Linked DNA regions of Homo sapiens: region 2 is linked to region 1. Evidence: chromatin contacts called from ENCODE Hi-C or POLR2A ChIA-PET data. All regions are on one chromosome and are shown on one strand. Each heading gives the region's core, a stretch centred on a gene start or an enhancer-like site at or near the end of the contact. The rest is flanking DNA. Distances are from core to core; before and after follow the strand shown.

Region 1 (3,595 bases), core at 578-3,077:
CTCCGTCGGCCAGGCTGGAGTGCAGTGGCACGATCTTGGCTCATTGCAACCTCCACCTCCCAGACTCAAGCAATTCTCCTGCCTCAGCCTCCCGAGTAGCTGGGATTGCAGGTGTGTGCCACCATGCCCGGCTAATTTTTGTATTTTTCGTAGAGACAGGGTTTCACCAGGTTGGCCAGGCTGGTCTCAAACTCCTGACCTCAGGTAATCCACCCCCCTCGGCCTCCCAAAGTGCTGGGATTACAGACGTGAGCCATCATGCCCAGCCTAGTTTCTTTTAAAAAAAAAATTATTTTATTTCCATAGATTATTGGGGAGCAGGTGGTGTGTGGTTACATGAGTAAGATCTTTTTTTTTTTTTTTTTTTTTGAGACGGAGTCTTGCTCTGTTGCCCAGGCTAGAGTGTAGTGGCGCGATCTCGGCTCACTGCCAGCTCCACACCTCGGGTTCACGCCAACTCTCCTGCCTCAGCCTCCTGAGTAGCTGGGACTACAGGGGCCCGCCACCACACCCAGCTAATTTTTTGTATTTCTTGTAGAGATGGGGTTTCACCATGTTAGCCAGGATGGTCTCGATCTCCTGACCTCGTGATCCACCTGCCTCAGCCTCCCAAAGTGTTGGGATTACAGGCATGAGCCACTGCACCTGGCCACATAAGTAAGATCGTTAGTGGTGATTTGTGAGATTTTGGTGGACGCATCGCCTGAGCAGTATACACTGCACCCAAATTGTAGTCTTTTATTCATCACTCCCTTCCCACCCTTTTTCCCTGAGTCCCCAAAGTCCACTGTGTCATTCTTACGTCTCTGTATCCTCATAGCTTAGCTCCCACGTATGATCGAGAACATACAATGTTTGGTTTTCCATTCCTGAGTTACTTCACTAAGAATAATAGTCTCCAATCTCATCCAGGTTGCTGTGAATGCCATTAATTCATTCCTGTTTATGGCTGAGTAGTATTCCATTGTATATGTATACTGCAGTTTCTTTATCCACTCACTGATTGATGGGCATATGGGTTGGTTCCACATTTTTACAACTGAGAATTGTGCTGCTATAAACATATGTGTGCAAGCATCCTTTTCGTGTGATGACTTCTTTTTCTCTGGGTAGATACCCAGTAGTGGATACCCTAATATGTTTTCCAAACTCTTAGATTTCTCTTCTTCTTAGGAATGCCGATTATTCTTTGGTTTGCTCATTTAACATAATCCCAGACTTCTTGGAGGCTTTGTTCATATTTTCTTATTCTTTTTTCTTTGTCTTTGTTGGATTATTTTGAAAACCTTGTCTTTGAGCTCTGAGGTTCTTTCTCCTGCTTATTCGCTTCTATTGCTGAGACTTTCCAGAGCATTTTGAATTTCTATAACTGCATCCGTTGGTTCCTGAAGTTTTGATTGCTTTTTATTATATGCTACCTATTTCATTGAAAATTTCTCCCCTTACTTTTTGTATTTTTTTTTTATTTCCTTAAATTGGGCTTTGCCTTTTTCTGGCACCTCTTTGATTAGCTTAATAACTGACCTTATGAATTCTTTTTCAGGTAAATCAGGGATTTTTTTTGGTTGGATCCATTGCTGGTGAGCTAGTGTGATTTTTTTGGAGGGTATTAAAGAGCCTTGTTTTCTCATATTACCAGAGTTGGTTTCCTAGTTCCTTCGCATTTGGGTAGGCTCTGTCGGAGGGAAGGTCTAGGGCTCGAGGCTGTTGTTCAGATTCTTTTGTCCCACAGGGTGTTCCCTTGATGTAGTACCCTCCGCCTTTTCCTAGGGATGTGGCTTCCTGAGATCTGAGCTGTCGTGATTATTATCTCTCTTCTGAATTTAGTCACCCAACAGGTCTACCAGGCTCTGGGCTGGCACTGGGAGTTGTCTGTACAGAGTCTTGTGATGTGAACCATCTGTGGGTCTCTCAGCTGTGGATACCAATGCCTGCTGTGGTGGAGGTGGTGGGGGGTGAAATGGACTCTGTGAGGGTCCTTAGTTTTGGTGGTTTAATGCACTATTTTTGAGCCGGTTGGCTTCCTGCTGGGAGGTGGCACTTTCCAGAGAGCATCAGCTGTGGTAGTATGGGAGGGATCAGGCGGTGGGTAGGGCCCTAGAACTCCCAAGAGTATATGCTGTTTGTCTTCAGCTACCAGGGTGGGTAGGGAAGGCCCATTAAGTGGGGGCAGTGCTAGGCATGTCTGAGTTCAGACTCTCCTTGAGTGGGTCTTGCTTGTGGGGGATGGAGGTGTGGTTCGCAGGTCAATGGGGTTGTGTTCCTAGGAGGATTATGCTGCCTCTGCTGTGTCATGCAGGTTGTCAGGGAAGTGAGGGAAAGCTGGCAATCACAGGCCTCACCCAGCTCCCACACAACCCAAAGGGCCAGTCTCACTCTCACCATTCCCTGCTCAACAGCACTAAGTCTGTGTCCAGGCAGTGGACAAGCAGGGCTGAGAGCTTGCCCCAGGCTACCAGCCTCCCAGCTGTGAAAGCTGTGAACCCTTCGTGCTTCCCCACCTGTGGTCTGCACACAGGATTCACGCCCTCCCTGTAGTTCTGGCCAGGAGACTTCTTGTTCAGTTGGAATTGTTACGAAGTTCAGCTGGAGGCTTCCTTCTCCCTGTGGCCTTTTCCCAGTGCCTCTGGTAGCCCTCCCCAATGACCCCTGGGAGGCAAGGCAGAAATGGCTTGCTAGGGCACCCAGAGAGCCCACAGGGATTTTCCCACTGCTTCTTCTACCCCTGCGTTTCACTCGGCTCTCTAAATTGACTCAGCTCCAGGTAATGTTAGAATCTTCTCTGGTGATCTAGATCTTGAGGTTCCCCAGTGAGGTTGTGTGTTTGGGACTGAATGATGCCCCTTTCCCACTTCCATAGTTTGGGCACTCACGGTATTTGGGGTGTCTCCCAGGTCATGCAGGAGCAATTCACTTCCTTCAGAGGGTCTGTGGGTTCTCTTGGCTTTCCTGATTTCTTCCTGCAGTCATTCTGGAGCAAAAGTTCATGATGCAATACTCCACATGCTGCTCTGTCCGTCTGAGTGGGAGCTGCAATCTAGGCCTGCCTCCTGTCTGCCATGATCCTCCCAGAGAGATACTAGCTTTGACACTCGTCTATGTGGACGAAAAAGCCACAGGACACTTTAATTTCTATTTTAGTATTCCTCATATATTTTCTGCATTCATTTACATGTCTGCCTCCCCAGCAACTTCTTATGGCACCATGCTTTGTAATTACCATGTGCCGAGTGGCTACTAAGTGACTGATATTTATATGCTTTATGTGGCTTAACTTACATACTCTTCTGAGAAGCTGTTTAAATTTCATTCTCTCTTATTTTCGTTTCCAGGTCTAGGAAATGGAGGCATAGTGAGATAAAATAAGTTGCTCAAAGCCATATGGCGATTAAGACTTGAACTCTAAAAGTGTTTTATTTTTATTTTTATTTATTTAATTAATTTTTTTGAGACAGGGTCTTGCTCTGTTGCCCAGGCTGCTGTGCAGTGGTGCAATCACAACTCACTGCAGCCTCAACCTCCTGAGCTCAAGGGATCCTCCCATCTCAGCCTCCCAAGTAGCTGGGACCACAGGAAGGTGCCACCATGCCAGGCT
Region 2 (3,595 bases), core at 737-3,236, 100 kb before region 1:
CCTGCCGCGCAGTTGTGCAGCTGAGTGCCCATCTCCTTAGTGTTAGCCTGCCTCTGTGGAATGCTGATGCCCTCTCCCAGCATCCTGTCAGCCAGCCCTCTTGAATTTTTTAAAACTCAGATTTAATTTACATAAGATTTCACTGCATAGAAATTTTATTACCAGTCAAGCATTAAAATCAAGGCCATCTGAAAACAGGTAATGCAGTGACCTATCTTAACCATCCTGAAGTCCCAAAGACTCTAGGCCTTCTCAGTTTCTAAAAAAAATTCTTCTTAGGCTTTATTAGCTTGGGGGTTGGACTTTTCACTTGATTGAGTTTATTGTTAGTGTCCCCTAGCTAACCTCTCTTATCTCCGGGAGAAATGGAAAGCACCGGAGAGCATGGCCTCTCCCTAATCTAGCATGCCCTGCTGTTTGTTCCTCACCAGTGGCCCTGCACTCCAATGAGTAGTTGTGCGCTTTAGGTATTAACTCTTGAGCTCCTCTGTCCTTCCTCAAATTTATTTCACCAAATAGTGATTGTGTGCCCAGCACTGTGCCATGTACTGAGGGATACAGAGATAAGCCTCTGTCCTCCAAGGAACTCAGAATCTTGGACTGTGCTAAAGTGAGGACACACCTGCCTTTGTGATTTAGATACAGGTTTTATCCTGTTGAAAGCAGATAGATGGGTTGCTGCTGCTTCTGGTGGCATGAAAGAGGATGATAAAAGATCAGATTTCACCTGACTATGGTATATAAGTAGTTCGTTAGGGTTTTCTGGGCCCAAACCTCAGGAGCCTTGAGACCCTGGTGGGTACTGGGGACTGACAGCATCTGTAGTGCTTGCTTCTCAGTTCCTGATGCCCTGGAGGTGACACTTGCTGGTTTTCCTTACCTCCTGTCTTACAAAACCTGACTGCTTTTTTTTTCTAGGGGAAGTTGCCTACACGGATCACAGTTCCCCTCTCTGTGATCAGCCAGCCAATGAAGGGCAAGAGCGTGGTCACAGCCCCCATCATCAAAGGCAACCTTGGAGCCAAGTAAGTACTATGTCATGGTAAAGGAACCAATTCGGGGGTGGAGGTGGCAGGCAGGGCTTACCAGTCCTTGTCACCGAGTGGCAAAGTGGCTGGTCTTTCTGGGGCCCTTCTTTGACACCTCTGCTTTATTGTGCTCATCAACAGTATTTATTGAGCATCCAGTATTGTTTTAGGTGCAGTGATTAAAACAGATGAAAATCCCTGCTGTTCTCCAAGCATACATTGTAAAGTAGAGAAATAATAAAAAAGCAACATGCGTGGTGATACATACTGGAGAGAAAAGGGTGTGGGAAGTGCTAGGATGGGGCTCAGCTAGGTGTGAGGGAAGCCTCCCTTTGACATTTGAGCTCTGAACCTAAGCAGTTCAGGGAATGAGGGCCACCTGTGGCCTTAATTTAAACAGGGATAAAGGGCACGATGAAATGAGTCTGCAGTCTCAGGGCAGCTTGTGAGATGTGGCTATTAGGGGGAGCGTTTCTTGCAGAAGTGCACACCTCTCTGGGGCCCTGTCCACTATTCCTGCTGGTCGGGGCCAGGAGCCAAGGGCCATTTTATCCAGAGCACTGGGGTCTTCTGGGATTACTGTCTTCTCCTGCCATGGGAAGTGGTGAAGCTGGAAGAAAGGTGGTCTCAGCAGTTGGTTTCCATTTCAATCTGAAATGCTGGGATTTTCATTGGCACAGACCTCCCTGTTGTCCTTCAATACATGGCCTAAATCTGGGCCAGAGAATACCTGTCGATATCATTATATCTCACCCCTGCTTTCCCTCCACAGCCTCAGTGGGTTGGGCCGCAACATCATCCTCACAACTATGCCAGCAGGCACTAAGCTCATTGCTGGCAATAAGCCTGTTAGTTTCCTCACTGCTCAGCAGTTGCAGCAGCTTCAGCAGCAAGGTCAGGCCACACAGGTAAGGCCCAGGGCAAATTCTTGGCCATATCCGGCTCCTCTCTGATTCCACTGCTGTTCTTAACTGGTGAGCCCGCTTGCAATCCATTGACCTGACCTTCTGTCTTTGCAAACAGGTGCGCATCCAGACTGTCCCTGCATCCCATCTCCAACAGGGAACAGCTTCTGGCTCCTCCAAAGCAGTCTCCACTGTTGTTGTGACTACAGCTCCGTCTCCTAAACAGGCACCTGAGCAACAATGATTATGAGAGAGGATGGCTTCCGTGAAAGACCATGCCTGGTCTGTCCTGGCTGAGAAGGGACCAGGGAGGTTGCATCATTGTTTTAAGCTTGCCTGTTCAAGGCAGCCAGGCGAGGGGTGATGGCAACGGTGGCCTGGATTCGTGGCCTGGATTCTGCTGCCACGTGCCATAGTGGAGCACCCTGAGAAAGGTTCACTCCAGGGTTCCAAGGTCTGCTCTCTACCAATCTAGGAGAATATTCTGTTGAAATTGCAGGAATTACCAGTTACGTCCAACAAGCCAGAGTTCTGAGAGTAAGACCCCCAGGGAAGGCTTACCAGTTGCAGAGTGCACACAGCGAATAGGCTGGTTCTCCATGAGGATTGTATTTTTTGGCTTCTGGTCTTCTCCATGACTAGTGGTCTGGATAGGAGTTTTGTGTCCAGAAAATTTTATGTAATTTATTTTTTTAAAGAACCTGTTGTACATCTTTCTCAAATACAAACTTGGGCTTTAGCTGCCCCCTCCACTAAACCGATGACTTACTTTTTTGACTAGAATGAGAAAATGGCAAGAATCTTAGTAAGGTGGTAGCCAGCTTGGTAACTGCATAGTAATCGAGAGGCTGTAAGATGGGAATTCATCGTAGGCAGCGAGGTAGAGTGGGTCCCCTGAAATGGGATTCGCTTGGCACTGCCTCTTAAAGATAGGGGTGTTGGGATCTTGATTGTGGCCGCCCCCCCCAGCTTTACCTGCCCACTTTGTCCTTCTTGGCAAGCCTGTTCACATGGACGTCCAGAGCCAGTGGACAGAGAGGAGGGGACGGACAGCAGAGGTGCTGCTTTTGCAGCAGAAACTTTGTTGCAGTTCAGAGTATACCTTCTGCTCTGCTCCAGAGCAAGAGTTGCAAACCAGGCCCTTGGGGCTGGCCATTTGTTTTTGTAAATAAAGTTTTATTGGAACACAGCCCAGACCAATTTGTGTTTGTATTATCTGTGGCTGCTTTCAGATTCGAAGGCAGAATTGAGTAGTTGACATAGAGACTGGATGGCCCTGAAGCCTAAAGTATTTCCTATATGGCCTTTTAAGTAAAAGCGTTTTTTGTTTGTTTGTTTGTTTGTTTGTTTGTTTGTTTTTGTGGCCAGAGGCGGTGGCTCACGCCTCTAAATCCCAGCACTTTGGGAGGCCAAGGCGGGCGGATCACGAGGTCAGGAGATCGAGACCATCCTGAACAACATGGTGAAACCCTGTCTCTACTAAACTACAAAAAATTAGCCGGGCGTGGTGGTGTGCACCTGTAGTCGCAGCTACTCGGGAGGCTGAGGTAGGGGAATTGCTTGAAGCCGGGAGGCGGAGGCTGCAGTGAGCCGAGATCATGCCACTGCACTCCAGCCTGCAAGACTCCATCTCAAAAAAAAGTTTTTTGACCCTTGATCCAG

What was found. A loop is a pair of places that touch in the nucleus more often than their neighbours do. ChIA-PET counts read pairs that join two places held with the same protein, here RNA polymerase II (POLR2A). Pooled maps may share reads with other maps.
Region 2: a map of PC-9 shows a loop between it and region 1 (3-fold over the local background). The contact joins two enhancer-like sites. A Hi-C loop is called at or near these places in 4 of 168 maps with a recorded cell type or tissue (K562, PC-9, endothelial cell of umbilical vein and 1 more) and 8 of 50 pooled maps. POLR2A ChIA-PET finds 5 or more read pairs at or near these places in 2 of 52 experiments (Caco-2 and K562).

The regions. Positions count from the first base shown.
Region 1 is chr11:129,762,608-129,766,202 of GRCh38, reverse strand. It overlaps LOC124902793 (a long non-coding RNA gene), which reads left to right. Exons shown (of 2, transcript XR_007062952.1): 2 at 1-3,595. Among named protein-coding and RNA genes, the nearest start is that of TMEM45B, 51 kb to the left of the region's middle. Within about 2 kb of position 1,827, at least 2 of the 41 ENCODE cell types and tissues checked have a DNase peak (open chromatin) inside an H3K27ac peak, as active enhancers do; they include PC-9, where a contact is called at or near this core.
Region 2 is chr11:129,863,307-129,866,901 of GRCh38, reverse strand. It overlaps NFRKB (nuclear factor related to kappaB binding protein), which reads left to right. Exons shown (of 27, transcript NM_001143835.2): 25 at 919-1,025; 26 at 1,801-1,936; 27 at 2,052-3,266. The coding sequence ends at 2,177. Among named protein-coding and RNA genes, the nearest start is that of NFRKB, 30 kb to the left of the region's middle. Within about 2 kb of position 1,986, at least 3 of the 41 ENCODE cell types and tissues checked have a DNase peak (open chromatin) inside an H3K27ac peak, as active enhancers do; they include PC-9, where a contact is called at or near this core.